Linked DNA regions of Homo sapiens: region 1 is linked to region 2. A link is a loop called in an ENCODE intact Hi-C map of the cell type or tissue named here. Cell type or tissue: GM12878. All regions are shown on one strand. Links, peaks and the distances in the headings refer to the core of each region. The heading gives the core; the rest is flanking DNA. Region 1 overlaps LOC105372529 (a long non-coding RNA gene). Region 2 has its middle 420 kb from the start of LINC00687.

Region 1 (9,364 bases), core at 1,660-6,659, 75 kb after region 2:
GTTAATTAGCAGCAGTTTTTCCTAAGTGGTACATAAACAGACAGCTTTATAGTTAAACTCATCTTACATACTATGAAGTATGGAAACGCAGTTATAACAACTGGACTAGGGTGGTGCAGGGAAAGCCACAGTGAGGGGTAGCATCTCTCTCTGAAATGGAATGACACAGTGCTCTTAGCCCATCCTTTAGTTTGGGGTAGTGTAGGGTCTAGGGAAGAGATGAGAAATACATGGAAAACAGGACAATGTAAAGGAAGGCTTCTGAGCTTAACAAAGATTTCTACACCTACTACTAATTATTGTTCATTTGGATTAGCACATTCTCCATCTAATATGAAGAGACCCTCATGGATGCATTAAATTGCTCAGCCATTCAAAATTTAGGCGATATTTCAGTAAAGTAATTGACACTAGACCCTAGCAGGGATAATCCAAGTGGAGAGAACAGAATTTCCGTGGGAAGAGGTAGAAGATAGGGTGCATGGATATTGGATCATGGGGGAAATTTTTTACAGAGAATTATATAATTAAAGGACACTACAAGGACATCAGGAACTAGAAAAAGGAAAGAGGAAGAGAGTGTCGAGCAAGGGAGGCAGGAAAACACCTCGTCATGATTGTGGCATCAGTAGAAGTAGTGCTTATCAAATGTGGCCCCCAACTTCCTTGACATTTCTCCCCACAAGACGGCTTATCTATGCCCCCTCTTTCTAAATCTGGATGGGTTTATTACTGCCTCAACCAATCAAGCAATGGGAGTTATGCTAATATGATTTCTGAGGATAGATGGTAAAAGGCCCTGCAGCTTCCTTCCAGTTTTCTTGGAATGCTTTCTCTTTGGATGCTTCTTAGAATACTCTCTCATGGATCCATCTTGCATGCTATAAGAAGCCATGCCAAGTGAAGAAGCCATGTGTGGATACTTCAGCAGACAGTCCCAGCTGAGCCCTGGCCAGAACTTCCAATACTATGTTGGATAGGAGTGGTGACAGAGGGCATCCTTGTCTTATACCGGTTTTCAAAGGGAATGCTTCCAGCTTTTGCCCATTCAATATGATAGTGGCTGTGGGTTTGTTACAAATAGCTCTTATTATTTTGAGATATGTTCCATCAATATCTAGTTTATTGAGAGTTTTTAACATGAAGGGATGTTGAATTATATCAAAGGCCTTTTTCTGCATCTATTGGGATAATCATGTGGTTTCTGTCTTTGGTTCTGTTCATGTGATGGATTATGTTTACTGATTTGTGTATGTTGAACCAGCCTTCATCCCAGGGATGAAGCCTACTTGATTGTGGTGGATAAATTTTTTGATGTGCTGCTAGATTTGGTTTGCCAGTATTTTCTGATTTTTACTTCGATGTTCATCAGGGATATTGACCTGAAGTTTTCTTTTTTTGTTGTGTTTCTGCCAGGCTTTGATATCAGGATGATGGTGGCTACATAAAATGAGTTAGGGAGGAGTCCCTTTTTTCCAATTGTTTGGAATAGTTTTAGAAGGAATGGTACCAGCTCCTTTTTGTAACTGGTGGAATTCAGCTGTGAATCTGTCTGGTCCTGGGCTTTTATTGGTTGGTAGGTTATTAATTACTGCTTTAATTTCAGAATTTGTATTTTGTCTTTTCAGGGATTTGACTTCTTCCTGGTTTAGTCCTGGGAGGGTGTATGTGTCCAGGAATTTATCCATAGATTCTATATTTTCTAGTTTATTTGCGTAGAGGTGTTTATAGGATTCTCTAAAGGTAGTTTTTATTTCTATGTGGTCAGTAGTAATATCCCCTTTATCATTTTTTATTGTGTCTATTTGATTCTTCTCTCTCTTATTCCTTATTAGTCTAGATAGTGGCCTACCTATTTTGTTAATTTTTCAAAAAATCAGCTCCTGGATTCATTGATTTTTTGGTGGGTTTTTCATGTCTCTATCTCCTTCAATTTTGCTTTAATCTTAATTACTTCTTGTCTTTTGCTAGCTTTTGGATTAGTTTACTCTTGCTTCTCTAGCTGTTTTGTGATGCTAGGGTGTCAATTTGAGATCAATCTAGCTTTCAGGTGTGAGCAAGTAGTGCTATAAATTTTCCTCTTAACACTGCTTTAGTTGTTTCCCAGAGATTCTGGTACATTGTCTGTTTGTTCTAACTGGTTTCTAAGAACTCTTGATTTCTGCCTTAATTTCATTATTTACCCCAGATTCATTCAGGAGCAGGTTGTTCAATTTCCATGTAATTGTGTGGTTTTGAGTGAGTTTCTTAATCCTGAGTTCTAATTTGATTGCACTGTGGTCTGACAGACTGTTATGATTTCCATTCTTTTGCATTTGCTGAGGAGTGTTTTACTTCCAATTATGTGTTCCACTTTAGAATAAGTGCCATGTGGCATTGAGAAAAATGTATATTCTGTTGATTTTGGGTAGAGAGTTCTGTAGGCGTCTACTGGATCCACTTGATCCAGAGCTGAGTTCAAGCCCTGAATATCCTTGTTAATTTTCTGTCTCCTTCATCTGTCTAATATTGACAGTGGGGTGTTAAAGTCTCCCACCATTATTGTATGAGAGTCTAAGTCTCTTCTTAGTTTTAAGAACTTGTTTTATGAATCTGGGTGCTCCTGTATTGGGTGCATATATACTTAGGATAGTGAGCTCTTGTTGTTGAATTTTTCCCTTTACCATTATGTAATACCCTTTTTCGTCTATTTTGATCTTTGTTGGTTTAAAGTCTGTTTTATTTGAGATTAGGATTGCAACCCCTGCTTTTTTTTTTTTTTTTTTTTGCTTTCCATTTTCTTGGTAAATTTTCCTCCAACCCTTTATTTTGAGCCAATGTGTGTGTCTTTGCACATGAGATGGTTCTCCTGGATATAGCACACTGATGGGTCTTGAATCTTTATCCAATTTGCCAGTCTATGTCTTTTACTTTGGGCATTTAGCCCATTTACATTTAAGGTTATTATTATTATGTGTGAATTTGATCCTGTCATCATGATGCTATCTCATCATTCTGCACACTAGTTGATGCAGTTTCTTCATAGTGTCATTGGTCTTTATATTTTGGTGTGTTTTGCAGTGACTGGTACCAACTTTTCCTTTCCATATTTAGTGTTTTTTTCAGGAGCTCTTGTAAGGCAGGCCTGATGGTAACAAAATCACTCAGCATTTGCTTGTCTGAAAGGATTTTATTTCTCCTTCACTTATGAAGCTTAGTTTGGCTGTATATAAAATTCTAGGTTGAAAATTTTTTTTTTAAGAATGTTAATATTGGCCCCCAATCTCTTCTGGCTTGTACAGTTTCTCCTGAGATATCTGCTGTTAGTCTGATGGGCTTCCCTTAGTAGGTGACCTGGCCTTACTCTCTGGCTGGCTTTAACTGTTTGTTCTTCATTTTGACCTTGGAGAATCTGATGATTATGCATTCCGGTCTGATCTTCTCATGGAATATCTTAATGGTGTTCTCTGTATTTCCTGAATTGGCATCTTGGCCTTTCTTGCTAGTTTGGGGATGTTCTCTTGGATAATATCCTGAACTGTGTTTTCCAGCTTGTTTCCATTCTCCCTGTCTCCTCTGGTACTCCAATCAGTTGTAGGTTCAGTCTTTTTATGGAGTCCTGTATTTCTTGGAGGCTTTGTTCATTCCTTTTCATTCTTTTTTTTCTCTAGTTTTGTCTGCATGCCTTATTTCAGCAAAGTGGTCTTCAAACTCTGATATCCTTTCTTCCTCTTGGTCGATTCAGCTATTGATACTTGTGTATGCTTCACAAAGTTCTCGTGCTGTGTTTTTCAGCTCTGTCAGCTGGTTTATGTTGCTCTCTAAACTGGTTATTCTAGTTAGCAATTCCTTGAACTTTTTAATCAATGTTCTTAGTTTATTTGCATGGGGTTAGGATATGTTCCTTTAGCTCTGTGTAGTTTTTTATTACCCATCTTCTGAAGCCTACTTTTGTCAATGCATCCATCTCATCCTCCATCCTGTTCTGTGCCCTTGGTGGAGAAATGTTGTGATCATTTACAAGAGAAGAGGCACTCTGGCCTTCTGGGTTTTCAGCATTCTTTTGTTGATTCTTTCTCATCTTCATGAGTTTGTCTAGTTTCAGTCTTTGAGGCTGCTGACCCGTGAATGGGGTTTTTGTGGGGGCTTTTTGTTGTTGTTGTTGTGGTTGATGCTCCTGTTGTTGCTTTCTGTTTTTTTTTTTCCCCCCAGTGGTCAGTTCCCTCTTCTGTAGGGCTGCTGTAGTTTACTGGGGGTTCAGTTCAGGCCCTATTAATCTGATTTGCTCCTGTGCCTAGAGATGTCACTCAAGGAGGCTGGAAAACAGCAATGATGGGTGCCTGCTCCTTCTTCTGGCATCTTTGACCTAGAGGGGCACCAACCTGATGCCAGCAGGATTGCTCCTGTATAGGGTGTCTGACAACTCCGATTGGTGGGTCTCACCCAGTTGGGTAGCACAGGGAACAGGACCTGTTTAATGAAGAACTTTGTCCTTTAGTGGAGAGGGTATGATTCACTGGGGAGAAACACACTTATCTGTGCTGCCTGGATTTCTCAGAACTACCAGGATGAGAGGCTAAGTCTGCTGCTCCATAGAGACTGTGGCCACCCCTCCCCCTAAGGGCTCGGGCCCAGGGAGATCCAGATTCTGTCCCTGAACCTCTCTGGCTGGAGTTATTGGAGTTCCTGCAGGGAAGCCCTGCCCAATGAGGAAGGATGGGTCAGGGTTAAGCCTGAAGAGGCACTCTGGCCACAGACTGCCACAGCTGCAGTGTTGGGCTGTGGGGGACAAGTCTTAGGACCAAGGAATCCAGCCTCTCTGGCTCCAGCAGGGGAAAAGCACAGCCTGGGGCTATAGAGATGGGTGCCGCCCTTCCCCCACCTAGGGAGCTTAGCGTGTTTGGCGGTTGCCAGTCCTAGTGCTGGCTGCTGCCCCTCCCCCAAGGAGCTCAAAGTGCTTAGACAGCAGGCAGCCGAAGTGCGGTGCTGGTTGTCTCTCCCTGTGGGAGTTCCATAGGCTTAAGCAGATTCCAGCTGAGCGGCTGTTAAGAGTCTGTGCATTCTGGAGTTGGGACGCTAGTCCCCAGTGGCATGGATTCGCGAGTGAGATCTTCTGATCCGTGAGTTGCAGAGTTCTGTGGAAAAAGCACAGTTTCCTCAGCTGGGTAGCACGCTCTCTCACCACTTCCCTTGGCTGGGGGGAGGAGGTTCCCCGTCCCCCATGTAGCTCTCAGGTTGGCCACTGTACCACACTGTTGTTGCTTCATCCTGTGGGTCACGCCAGCCTCCTAGTCAGTTCTGATGAGAGAACCTGTATGCCTTTGTTGCTGGTGAAGGATTCACATGCTTATTATGTTTTTTTTCCGATGGAGCCAACGAACACCGCTGTTTTTAGTAGGCCATCTTGGCCCTGCCCCCCAAGAAATGTTTACATCTAATAGCAATTTATAGTTTTATTTAAAAAGGCAAAAATTACTTCTTCCAAAAGATAATGCAGTTATTAATATTAGGTAAGGTAATCAATAATATATTGTCTAAACTGGGACATTTCAGAGAGTGAAAGGAGATGCTATTAATAATTATGCCCAGGGAACAGGCATAAACTAGGACTGTCCCAGGAAAATCTGGAATATGATCTCCTTAATTTGATGGAGAGTGACCCTTTCAAAGGTAACTAAATCTGGATTAGCCTCTAAGCCCATCCAGAAATGAGGACAACTCTTAAAATATTATATTACAAATTGAGATGGAAACTATAGAAGAGAGGAAATGCTGGTAGACATGGCACCATTAGACTCCTGTCTTAAAATAAAGTTGTAAATTCTGGTATTTGTGGAGAACAATTTCTAGAGAATTTAAACAGAGTGGCTAACAGAACACTCAAATCATGAGCAAGGTTAAAATAAGTATCATATGAGTTTGTTGTATAACTCACTCATATTAATTACTGAACACTCAATACACATATGCCTCACCTTTGTGCCTAGGAAAACAATGCTGACAATTTACTTTATTCTTAGGAGTACTTGTGTGTGTGAGTGTGTTGGTGATTGTGAGGTAGGAGGCACAACACTGGAGGTGGGACTCAGATAGAGTACCAAATTGAGGACTGGCTAAAACAGGTGAGGGGGGTAAGCACCTCTTCAAAAGACATGGCACACTCCTCAAGTGTTCCATGCCAGTTTACTGTTGCCATGGCAACACCAGGAGTTACCACCCCTTTCCTTCCATGGCAATGACCTGACAACCTGGAAGTTAGCACCTTCATCCTAGGAATTTCTGCATAAACTGCCCTTTAACTTGCATATCATCAAAAGTGCATATGAATATGAGTGCAGAACTGCCTCTGAGCTGCTGCTCTGGGCACAGTGTCTGTGGGGTAGAGCTGCCGAAGAGAGAACGGCTCCTCTGCTGCTGCTGTACCCAACTGCTTCAATAAAAGTTGTTTAACACCAACAGCTCAGCCTTGAATTCTTTTCTGGACAAAGCCATGAACCGTCCTGGGCTAAGCCCCAATTTGGGGGCTTGCCTGACCTGCATCAATTGTACCAAATAATCAATAGTTGATGTCAATTTTGGCTGCCCCCAAACAAAGACCAGTGCTTCTCAAACATTAGCTTGCATAAGAATCACACAAATAATTTGTCAGAATATAGGTTGCCACTCCCATGTTTCATCTATAGATTCTGACTCAGCAATTCAGAAGTGGGATCTGAGATTCTCATTTTCCAACAAGCTCCTGATTGATGCTGCTGGTGGTCTACGACTGCTCTTGGAAAAGCACTGCAGACCAGTAATTGTCAATCTGCACCACACATTGTAATCATCTGGGGAGCATCCAAAAACACTGATACTCAGAACCCAACCACAAAGATTTTGATTTCATTGGTTTGTGATGGGACTCATCATTGGTATATTTTTAATTTTCCCCAGATGATTCTAATGTACTGCCAGGATTGAGATCCACTGTCTTTTTCTTTCCCTTTCACTTCAACATAAATAATTTGAAATATCTATCATCTCCAATAGACTGTAAGATCCCTGAGGATGAGTACCATATCTGTTGGTTTTCCTACTTTATTCCTAGAATAGCTGTCTCAGATCTCATTAGTATCTGTTGCATATTTGTCATTAATGACCAATGTTCCTCTATGGTACTTTCATAAACATGATATGGATGTTGGTGTCTTCACTTGCTTACCTCTGTGGATGTTGCAGTGATCCAGAAACAATATCTTTCTTAAATATTTGTATCCGTAAAATACTAGTGTATAACAAACTACCTCAAAACTCAGGCACTCAGAACAATGAGTATCTTTCATTGCTCATGCATTTCCATGCATCAGGTGGTTCTGCTGGCCTTAGACAAGCTCACTCATGCATCTGTGGTCAGCTGTGGGTTGGGAGGCAGCTATGCTGATATTGGCTGGGCTCCCTCACATGTTTAGGGGTCTAGACTGGTTTATATTGTTCTTGGCTGAGGCTGCTAAAGTCTCCATGTGCCTCTCAACTTCCAACAGGCTGGCCTGGGCTGGTTCACGTGGTAGCTGTGGAAGCTTCTATGACAGATAGGAAAAGCATGAAGTCTCTTGAAGCCTAGAAAAGACCTCCCATTATTTCTGCCACATTCTATTGGCAAAAACAAGTCACAAGGCAGTCCAGATTCAAACAGTGAGGGAAATGGGCTTCAATTATTGGTGAGAAGAGTTTCAGAGTCTTGGTGCAAAAGGTTGGGATAGAGAAAAGTCATGAATAGGACTAGAAATGGCGTCAATCTACCACAGCCTCTAAGGCAAACTCCCCAAACCCCAGACCTCTTCTCTCATTCCAGCTTTAGAAAAATTGCCAATATGTCTAATGGAAAAGCAAGTTGATTTCAGCTCAGTTTGCTGGCTTAAGCTATTTAGTAAATGAAAGGCTCATAGGATTTAGTTTCTAATATTTGAAAGCTGAGGAGGTGAAAATGTCTAAAGAAAAATAAAGTTGCAGTTGATGTTTATTTTTATTTAAGAATAGGTTGTAAATTATTGGTGGGAAACTTGGATCAGTGAACATGATGAATGACTCATTGCCAAATGTAGCAAAGATTACAACATGAAAAAGATTGAAATCTAGGAAATTAAAAGAAAATGTACTGTGAAAGTTAACTATAGTTAAATAATTTGACATTTATTCTCATTGGTTCCCACCTTTCTTGTAACTGTATAATAAGCAGGGATTGCAGTAGGGACTTGAAAAGAAAAGCGCTCCTAATACCCAAAGATAAAGATTCAATGTAAACCTGAGGCCAAACCTCTGGGTTTCTTTCTAAATTATCCTGACTGGTGTGCTTTCTTTGGAAGGTGGAATGCCCACCTTCCCTGCTAAAGACCTCTCTTGACTGCCAAAAGTTGCGAGAAACCTATGGTTAAGAAACTTAGAATCTGTGCTCCTGGAGGAAATAGTTTCTGGGACACATGAGAGCAAACCACATGAGTTCAAAGGTTCTTCCTTATACAGTAATAAACATTTGATCGACTGGTTTTACAAGACAGATCCCACTCTGCCCTTGGGGTTTCTCATTACTAGGCTTTTTGGCTTCAAGATCCCAAGCCTTTTCTAAATTTAAAGTGCTTGTCTTTATTACTTGTATTTCAACCTGTTTTAAAATTGTCTATTAAAGATGTCATTTATTTTTTAAAAAATCCTCCCTCTGCCCACTCCCCATCTCCCATGATCTACACTCACAACACACACACAGGCAGGCATAAAACTAAGGGCAACTTCTAAGAGGCAGAGAGAGGAGTTTACCTGGGGGTGAGAGTTTTCTCCTCATGAAGGGGCCTGAGATACCAGCTGGAGCTGACCAAAATCCCTCTTTCAAGGAAGCCCGTTTGTTCCTTTCCAAAGATATTGTTTATGTAACTCTTTAATTACAGCATAATCAAATCACAAGTATTTTGCCATGGGAAAATGTAAAGTCATTAAGCAACCTAAATACCACCCCGCCCTTTTCAGGCAGACAACACATCCATTAAGCGATTAATGCATGTTAAGACATTTTCAATTTTTTTGGCACTAATGCCAGTTCAATCATTTGGGACTGGGGATCATAGGTGAAACCTACTCATTACACTTCTTGATGGGAAGCAGAGTGCCTTACACGTTTCTTTTTAAAATAGAATTCCAATCTCCGGCCCCCACAAGGCCCAGAGCTTTAATCTGATTGCAAAATAAGCTTGGATATTGTTTGACAGCCCAGAATTTCCAGTAGGTGGATGAGTCAGATTTGAACTTTAATTTCTGTTAATTGGGTGTCTTCCTGAGCTTGTAGATTTTAGGCCTTCTAAATCCTTACATTCTGCTGCTATATTGGGCTGTGGTTTGTTGTGGGTCCTACAGAATG
Region 2 (9,364 bases), core at 1,588-6,587:
AATGAAAATGTCCTACTGACAGGCAGAATGTCTGGGCAACTTTATAGATAGTGTTCCCACCTCAGGGCCACAAGGTCACAGATTCGTTCCTGATTCTATTTAAAAAACACTCAACAATGGTAAGTTTGTGTGTGCTTTTATGAGCGGGAGCTGTTTTATAGAACCCAAAATCTTAAAGATACTCCAAGGAATCTTGCATGTATGCTGGGCTGTGAATTGGAAAAGCTGCAATATGGGGCTTGCTGCAGAATTGGAGAGTTTCATGGAATCATGAGCAAAGACTGACTATAATAATTCTCAGACATCGTGTCTACACAAGGCCAAAAAGCAGTTTGTTTTCATGGTGGCAATCAAAGCGCTTGAAAGGCATTTCAACCTGCTGTTCCAGCGTCAGTTTACCAGTGAGTGGTCATAAAATGAAACAAGGCAGAGGGAGTAAAAAAGAAAAGAAAGGAGAAAAAAGCAGACCCCACTCAAATCTCACAGACATTTTATAACTATTTTAGACACTGCAGGCCTTTCCTTCTGGGTAGTGCATAAATACGGCTTCTGAGAAGTCGCCGGTAGAATCCCCGAAGGCCCCCTAAGTATAGAAGTGAAATAACCGTCAACACCGTAATGAGCAAACATAGGGGCACTTCTAGCAGAAGGGGATTAGGAAATAGCTCAGTTGGTGGCTACCATAACTTTCTGAAACATGTTGACAAAAAAAACAGAACAATTCAGATCTGATTATCTACCTGGGTTCAACTGCTGTGGGACCAGAGACAGTGGATTATCCTTTCTGAGTCTCTGTGTTGTTCCCTCTGAAATGAGAGAAAAGGGCAAAGTTTTCTTAGAAGTGAAAACATTTACCTTTCACAACTTCAAATGGAATAGGTAACTTGAAATGTGGCAATTATCCATCGTTTTGTGTAAATGATGTACACATAAGTGTCTCTCCCACCCAAGGCTGACACTCAGCCTGTGGTGTAGATGGCTCCCATAGAATGGTACACATGGTGGTCCTGCTCCCACCGCTGAGAAAGAATATTGGGTTCCAACACAGTGGTGGCCTCTTCTACCTATGGCTTGTGAAATCTAAGGATATACACTGTCTCACAACTTGCTTTTCACATATATTATAATCTGGATCAAATTTCAGATGTGTGTGTGTGTGTGTGTCCACAAAACTGAGAAGCTGTTAACCTTCAGGGAGCTTACTCTTCAACTTGCCCCCCATCTGTCTGATCCTACTCCTCTATGAAAAGCAACCGTCTCCAAACTATTTCTAGTTCTATTTCCCTCCTCACAGCACACATGTAAGTTATTGACTTTCCTTCCTCTAAAATTCTGTTTTTCAAACATGCCTCTATACAGTCACTGCAAGTAATTATTACACCTTTTTGTCGAATAACCACAAAGCCACATTTTTGTGGTAAGTGCACAGTAACAGCAAAATGACCTCTTAACTTCATCTCTGAGCCCGTTTCCAAATCTCCGGCAGCATTCCAACACTACAGTGGTGTATATTAAAAGATAGGAATTAACTAGATTTGGAAAGTCTCATTCAGAGAGATCATGGGAAAGATAAATGACTGACGCCTGTCAGGAAATGGCAGGATTCACTTTTAGAATATTTCATACAGAATACTCTAGACTAACTTGCAGGGCTTTGGCATAATTAAGGGAAGTTACTAAACGTTTCTATTCCTTTCAGTTTTTTAGAGTTTTACAGTTTGCAAAGCACTTTTTTTCTCCTAATTATCTCATTTGAGCCTCTGAGATGGGCAAGTTATTATGATCCCCATTTTAGAGATGAAGAAACTGAGGCTCCCAGAAGACCAGTGACTTTCTCAAGGTTTCTTAGCTATAACATAGAAGAGCTTGTATGAAAACACATTGTTCTAATTATACTGCCACAATAATTTCACCTTATCAAAGGTATTCAAACAACTCCATCAAATTGTTAGGCAGACATTCTTAACTGAGGAGGAGAAGTGAAGGAAATGCGTATTAGAGTTATCCAAGGGCTTGTTTGAACACAAGTGCTTGTCTTCATCTTCCTTGCCCTGGAAATAAACATATGCCTCAGAATGGAGGTAGGGAAAGAAGTTTGAGAACATTCCCCAGGTAATTCTAATATGTACCTTCTTGTTGAAAAGCACTGCATCAGGTTTTTGTCTTCTTGCTTTGTCCAGTCCTCTTTGGAGTGGTATACTCACTATACTTATTATATAATAAACAATGAATTTTGTCCAAGTCTGCCTTAAAAGTAAAGGAACTAATGATATAAAGGAGAAAATTGAAAGACAATGTCAAACTATTGGGTGACTTATGTGAAAAGACCATGAATAATCATTTACAAGATTGTGCAGTATCCACTTCAGAAGCAACTTAATGAAGAGCTGATGTTTGAATGTATTAATCATTAGTTCACTTTTTACTGTTCTAGATGATGGCAATGTGGATTCTCATGGTCATTTGAAACCCATGGGGGAAAATGGCTCTTCCTGTATTCAGGCCCTTTGTAGTGTGACTTTGTGGCAACTCCCATCAATAGGTAGATTATTGTTTACCCCTCAAATCTGGGTTGGCCACTATGACTTTCTTTGTCTGACAGCATGTAGGAGAAGTATTGTTGTGGCATTTCCGAACCTAGACCTCAAAAAGGCCTTGCCCTTGTCTTTCTTCTCTTAGACCCTGTCCATCAGCCAGGTGAGCAAGCCTGGGCTAGTTAGCTGAAGGATAAGAGACCATGTGGAGGAAGCCAGAGGAGCCATCCATCTGGGGCCACCCAAGGTCAGCCAGCACCTCTAATCACAGAGCCACGAGGGAGTTAGCCCAGATTTAGAAGGTGAGGATATTGACTTCATCTCTTGATGCAAGGAGTTGCAGTTACATTGCAAAGGGATGCAGATACAGGGAAGGTTGGAGAATTGCAGCCACTTTTGCACAATCTACCACAACTACTGCATTGTAGCTGCTATGCACATTAAATAAGTAAAGACATATGAAACATTTATATCAGGTCCTGACAACAAATAAGTGTTCAACAAGTGTGAGCTATTATTACTGTTTCTAAAATGGATCCCTTATCATGGAGAAGGTCAAATTAATGCTGCCGTGCCTCTTACTCTTAGAAACTGACACTGAAAGTTCCCACATAACTGAGGTTCAATCTATGAGCACATCCAGAAACTCAAGTGAGGGAAAATGCAATCAAACCACATATGAAAAATCAATAGATCCCTAAATAATCTTTCCCTCCTGAATGGAAGCAACACATTTGAAAACTCTTCTCCCTCCACCCCTACCAAAAAAAAAAAAAAAAAAAAAAAAAGCAGTGCATGTTGCCTCTTCTATTCAGGCTGTGACCAAAGGTTTCAATGGTAAAGATGACTCATACCTTAAAGAACTAGAAGAATTTTTTTTATGGCTTCTCTATCCATTGTCTTGCTCTCATAAAACTGCTGAATGACACCCAAGTGTAAAACCCACCAAAGAAATAAGCGCTGGATGACATGTGGCAGATTTTCCAACTCTCCAGGAAAAACTTCAGATCAACTTGTTTCTCTGGAAACTACTCACATCCGGGGGCTGTCCCTGTCCCCTGGGACTCATAAACGTTCCTATCTTCAAGGCACAGGTAAGGGCTTCGCATTCTTTGAGAACAGCAGCCTGTTTATTTCCTCTATGACTATAAAGCAACTTTATTGTACTTCAGTATCTAAAGGAAACAGAGCTCTGGGGTAGAAGGTGCCTTCAGGGAGTCACTGGTCCTATTTAGATGTCCTCAGAGAAGTGAGTTTGAAAGATGTTCTGGAACTCTTTGAAATGCTAGTTAATTTAAAGTTAAAAGGAAGCCTCTTCTCTTGTTCATTGTTCGTGGGGGCAAGAAGCATTTGTATAGTTAAAAAGTGCTTAGAAGATTTAGCTGTACATCAATTATTACCAAGCAATGTTTCCCTATGACTCAGCGACATATTACTCCAGGGCAAGAAGCTGTTCAGACGTTGAGAGAAACTCCTTGCTAATCAGTGGGATTCAGTACTTGACAGCTCCAAGGAGTAGTTGAAATCCCTCCCCTCCCCTGTTATACACACTAAGCTATATACAAATTTGGGCAGAGGAGTCTCAATCCAAAGAGAAAAACACTCATGTGATTAGAGAAGCGTGTTTTTCAACTTTGTTTTAAACATAAAACTAAAGTTTCATTTGATCTACTGGTTAAATTCTAGGTCTGTATTTTCTAAAGTCTGGTGTGGGGAGGAAAGCCCCAATAACAAATAATTCTCTGTGCAAATAGGTTAGGGAAATATTGCATACTATGTTTCACACTTGTGCATTCACAGCCCACTGTGGAATATTAAAGATTTGGAGAAGTCAGACAATACAGAAAGATGATTAGCTGTAACCCAATATTTCCAGAAGATACGTAACCAAGGGATCCTCCTTTGTTTTCTCTTTGAATTATATAAAATAAAACATATTGAGAGATCAAGGAGTCTTTGAGAGATCAGTAGACTTTGAGTAAAGCAGATCATTGTAATACACTTAGAAGGATGCTGTTTTAAGTATGTAACACAATTCCACATCTTTGAAAATAGTATGCACAAATGTTAGGTGACTTTTATAGCTTCAGACTTCTAATTATAAATTGTTTTATGTTTTGGGCCTTCTCTCCGAATCTAAAGAAATCTAAACAATGTATTGGAAACTAATCAAGTAAAAAATGCCTGAAACAAATGATCTGTAAGATTAAGGTACATATGCATAGGGAACAGCATTGCTATAACTGAAGATTGGTAAACTGTGTCACTGGGGCCAACAATGGTTCTAGAAATATCTATGAAAGTAGGGGATTCCTCTTCAGAGTCTTCATCTTGCTCTTTATTTCCCTTGTCCCATTTGACCTCTTGCTGAACCCTTTGCTATCCCAACTATTTCCTTGCCATTCTGCAACATGTGTCTATGAAGCCAGACTGGATGTGTACAAGGTCAGGGCTAAAACACCCTGGCCCATTGGTTCCTCACATGCATACTTCCTAGTAGTACCTTACCTTGCATGCTTAATTACTTAGGGGCTTAATTACTTAAAATTTAAAAATTTTTTTTTTAGAAAAATGCAATATTATAGATATAGTTGAAAACGCTTTGACCTCATCCCAAATTCCATTTTCATTCTCACCTCCTTGATGAGTCTGCTATATTTTCTTTTAAACTTTAAAAAATATTTTGACAAATAAATATGTATTATATATAACACATTTATGTATGTGTGTATGAGATGAAAGCATAACAATATTTTGTGCCTATATTTAAAAATGTTATCTACATATACCATATTATTTTCATTGCACTGCATCTTGCTTTTTTCATTCAACTTCAGGTTTTCTATATGTATCAGTGAGTTCACTTATCTGGTACACAGTGATCTAGGGAATGACACATCACAATTCATTTCCTGTTGCCCCATTGGTGAACCTTCAGAATGTTATCTTATTTCATCATTGCAAATAATGCTTCAACAAGCATCCTTGGGCCTGTCTTCTTGTTCACATGTGGAAGATCTTCTCTGGTGACATCGATTTAAACGTAGAATTTACTAGGATATAGGGGATGGGAATTTTTAAATGCAATTCCAAACCTTCCAAGGGACCAATGTTTCAGAGCCCATTGCTTTAGGCCACATTAATCTATCCCACACGTAGATAATGAAGGAGTGAGAGATGCAGAGTGGTTCTTGGCAAGGAGGATGATTTCTGGCTATCACTCCAATAGGCCCCTGGAGTGGATACTGTTGGTGTCTTGTAGATATTCTTTGCTGGCTTGCAGACCCATCTGCCTTGCTGCTGTAAGTGGGCTGCTAATGGCTCACAGCCGCTCCCTCCTCAGAGAACTGCTTTCAGCAAGAGCCATCAGCCTGAGGGCTATTCTCCCTTAACCCCCATCCAGGAAGCTCAACTAACACTGAAGTATGAAAGGACAGTCTTCTTGCCTCAAATTAACACCAACTCTTGTTCAGGTCATGCTCCAGAGCTTACCACTGCATCAGGCTAAGGCTAGATTCCATCTCAGTCTACACCCCTACCTCTTCCTGTTTCTCTCTTCTCTTCTTCTACGAGTCCTCCCTCAATATATCATGCACACCTGAGTTCTTGTTTTAAGCCCTGCTTCTAAGGAACCTGAACCAAGACACCCCTTTGTTCATTTTTTTCTGTATTTATCTTTTTCTTTACTTTGTGTTCTGTTGCTTTTGATTGCTGTTTCTTTCTTTTCTTTTTTATTTTTTTGCTCATTAGTTTATACTAATATGAGTTTATACCTGTTCTATCTCACCTGCCAAGAAAACAGAAAGTAAACCAATAAATTCAATTTTCACTTACTTTCAGGAAATGCACTGAACTCATTCGTAGGCAAAGACTTACAGTCACATTACCCCGCCGTCTGATAGCCTGGTGGGCTGATAAAGGCCTGAGCCCTTAGTTCAATTATAACAGTAATGTTGAGCTCCCTTCCCCAACTCCTTACAGCTTTCTCTCAGCCCTCTGAGTCACAAGTTTGTTCTGCATTCTCAGAATATGTGAACATGGCAGACAGTATTGCTGTCAGTGACCATTTCTTAATAAACGAACACAATGCTCACCAAAAATGAGGAAATGCTCCTGCGCCTTGTGCTCCAGAAGCATTTTTTTTTCATGGCATTTAACGAACCTTACTTGGGCTTGCCCCCCTTGGCAAAGCCTCCCTACCTCTGGTGCAGACACAGCCTAATGTTGCATCCTCTAGCCAGTGAGTTTGCTGTCATGGGACGTTTATAAACACGTGGCTGACTTGTTCGTATTTTACAATAATAATAATAGACATGGAGGCCCCGGAGCTCTAAATCAAGCATTCATCTGTGCTTTGAAGTCGCAGCCAGGAAGTAAGTCTCGAGGCCCTTTAAAAACAGCCCTGTTTCAAAGGGAGTGGCAGAGGACTTGAAAGATGAGCCTCTTTCTCTCATCCAGGCTCTGCCAGGGGTGTGTTGAGCACACTCACAACCCAAATTTCCCCCAAAACAACAAAAGCTTGTGTCTTCCAAGGACATGGGCTGTTGGTGAGACAAGCCAAGACCTCCTGGGAAACCGCAGATTTGGTTACGTCCTGGAAAGCTTTTTGTAAGTAGGAAATGTGACTCCCGGGCTTCAAGCTGTTAAAGAAGGAATTATCTGGCCTGCCTGGCAACTCAGCTCTAATTCTCCCATGGCTGTATTCCCACAGTTCCCTCCTGGGCAACCACCCCAAATTGACAGGTGTGGATGCCTTTTCCCAGGTTGAAAAGGATTAACGCAACCCATTGTTTTTGTTCATATCTTCACTCAAAGTTTTCCATCATGCAAGGCTGGAGCGAGAGAAGATTAGTTGCAATCTTACTTACAAATGTTTGCCTCTATTAGTGAGAGGATTTATCTCATGTCCCCAGTGTCCTTTCCACTACAATAAACTTCTGGGGCCCTATGCAGGGCAAAGAAGATGGTTTATCTTACACACTAGCATCCAATTGGACTGCGCTTACAAGGGCAGACTGAACATCTGATCTCCTGGAATCTGGACTCTTAACTGCTGATCCAATTTAAATATATATTTATATATATGTATATATAGATGTATAAATATACATATGCTACATATATACACATATGCTACATATATATAAACACCAACATGCAATGTGAATGGTAAAAATCTTAAATATTTGTCCTTTGAGAGGCCGAGGCGAGTGTATCACGAGGTCAGGAGATCGAGACCATCCTGGCTAACATGGTGAAACCCCATCTGTACTAAAAATACAAAAAATTAGCCGAGCATGGTGGCAAGCACCTGTAGTCCCATCTACTTGGGAGGCTGAGGCAGGAGAATGGCGTGAACCCGGGAGGCGGAGCTTGAAGTGAGCCGAGATCACGCCACTGCACTACAGACTGGGCGGCAGATTGAGACTCCGTTTCAAAAAAAAAAAAAAAAACTTAAATAATTGTCTATGTATCTCAAAAGGTTGATATGAAGATTAATGTTGAAAGCATATGTGTATATATGTATATATACACATATGCTACATACATATACATGTGGCATATGTGCTACATATATGTAGCATATCTGTGTATATATGGAGCAAATGTGTATATATGTAGCATATGTATATAATATAGCACATGTGTGCATATATGTATACATAAACTATTCTAATTATTTTAGTTCTCTGAAGTTAATATTTGCTTTTATGGTCCTTCAGTATTTGCTGGAATTCTACATAAATGGACTCCTAGTACTTAGCCTTTTGAATCAAACTTGCTTTATCCAAAAACCCATAGCATGATATATTTGGAATTTGTCTTTTTTTCTCTCTTAGACCTTAAAATAAAAAGATATTAACAGTTCTAAGAGAAGATCTGCTGTCAAATTCTAATTTTACTGAAGGGAGACATTCATGGGTAAAATAACCACAACTTTTTCATTAACCCTACTGAATCCTCACTCTTCACATGTGGGTTGATATGGTTTCACTCTGTGTCCCCACCCAAGTCTCATCTTGAATTGTAATCCCCAGATGTCAAGGGAAGGACCTGGTGGGAGGTGATTGGATCATGGGGGTGATTACCCCCATGCTGTTCTCATAATAGCAAATGGTTCTCATGAGGCCTGGTTGTTTTATAAGTGTTTGGCAGTTCCTCCTTCACATGTTCTCTCTCCTGCCACCATGTAAGATGTGCCTGCTTTCCCTTCTGCCATGATTCTAAGTTTCCTGAGGCCTCCCCAGACATGTGGAACTGTGAGTCAATTAGACATCTTTTCTGTGTAAATTACCAACTCTCTGGCAGTTCTTTATAGCAGTATGAGGAGAGACTAATACATGGGTGATTCTCCAGACTCCTGGTGTCTTGTTCTTTCCCCACCTACCACCAAAGCTCTCAGCCAAGCAGCAGCAATCAGTCACTCCTAACTTCTAGTGGATTGAAGACATTGCATTATCTTACCTGGCAGGGGTGGGGAGGGCAATAGTTTTTTAAATCTAGTGCACACTGTGGAATGAAAGCCATTACTGAGATTTTTATTAGGCAATGAGAAAAAGTAGAAGTTACATGTGAGAATGGGGTGTTGCAAAGAGCCTTCCTGAGCCCCCAAACTGAAATGGGCTTGTCTGGATATAAATCAGACTGGTGTACAATTTGAAATAAATTAAGAGTCTCTGAAAAAAAGTAAGAACTAGAGGCATCAACACACCCTAGTTCTGTTGTTACTCATTTAGGTCTCACATAAACATTTATGGTGATATTGTGTCATTACTTTGCATTATGGAAAATGATCAGTTTCAAATATCTTAGCAGAAGTAATAATAATA

Evidence for each region. Peaks named below come from ENCODE experiments on the same cell type or tissue, not always from the same donor. Only the 100,000 strongest peaks of a DNase experiment are listed, where the experiment ranks them.
Region 1: it touches region 2 in a loop (6-fold over the local background); 4 of 110 quality-filtered maps call a loop at or near these places.

What each region holds. Positions count from the first base shown.
Region 1 is chr20:11,375,268-11,384,631 of GRCh38, reverse strand. The region is part of intron 1 of LOC105372529 (a long non-coding RNA gene); the gene reads left to right. Among named protein-coding and RNA genes, the nearest start is that of LINC02871, 350 kb to the right of the region's middle. RefSeq lists an enhancer at 4,009-4,058. In GM12878, for the core only: no CTCF peak of the experiment used is centred there; a DNase peak (open chromatin) is centred at 4,121; H3K27ac peaks cover 922 bases.
Region 2 is chr20:11,449,741-11,459,104 of GRCh38, reverse strand. No RefSeq gene overlaps it. Among named protein-coding and RNA genes, the nearest start is that of LINC00687, 420 kb to the left of the region's middle. In GM12878, for the core only: no CTCF peak of the experiment used is centred there; a DNase peak (open chromatin) is centred at 3,916.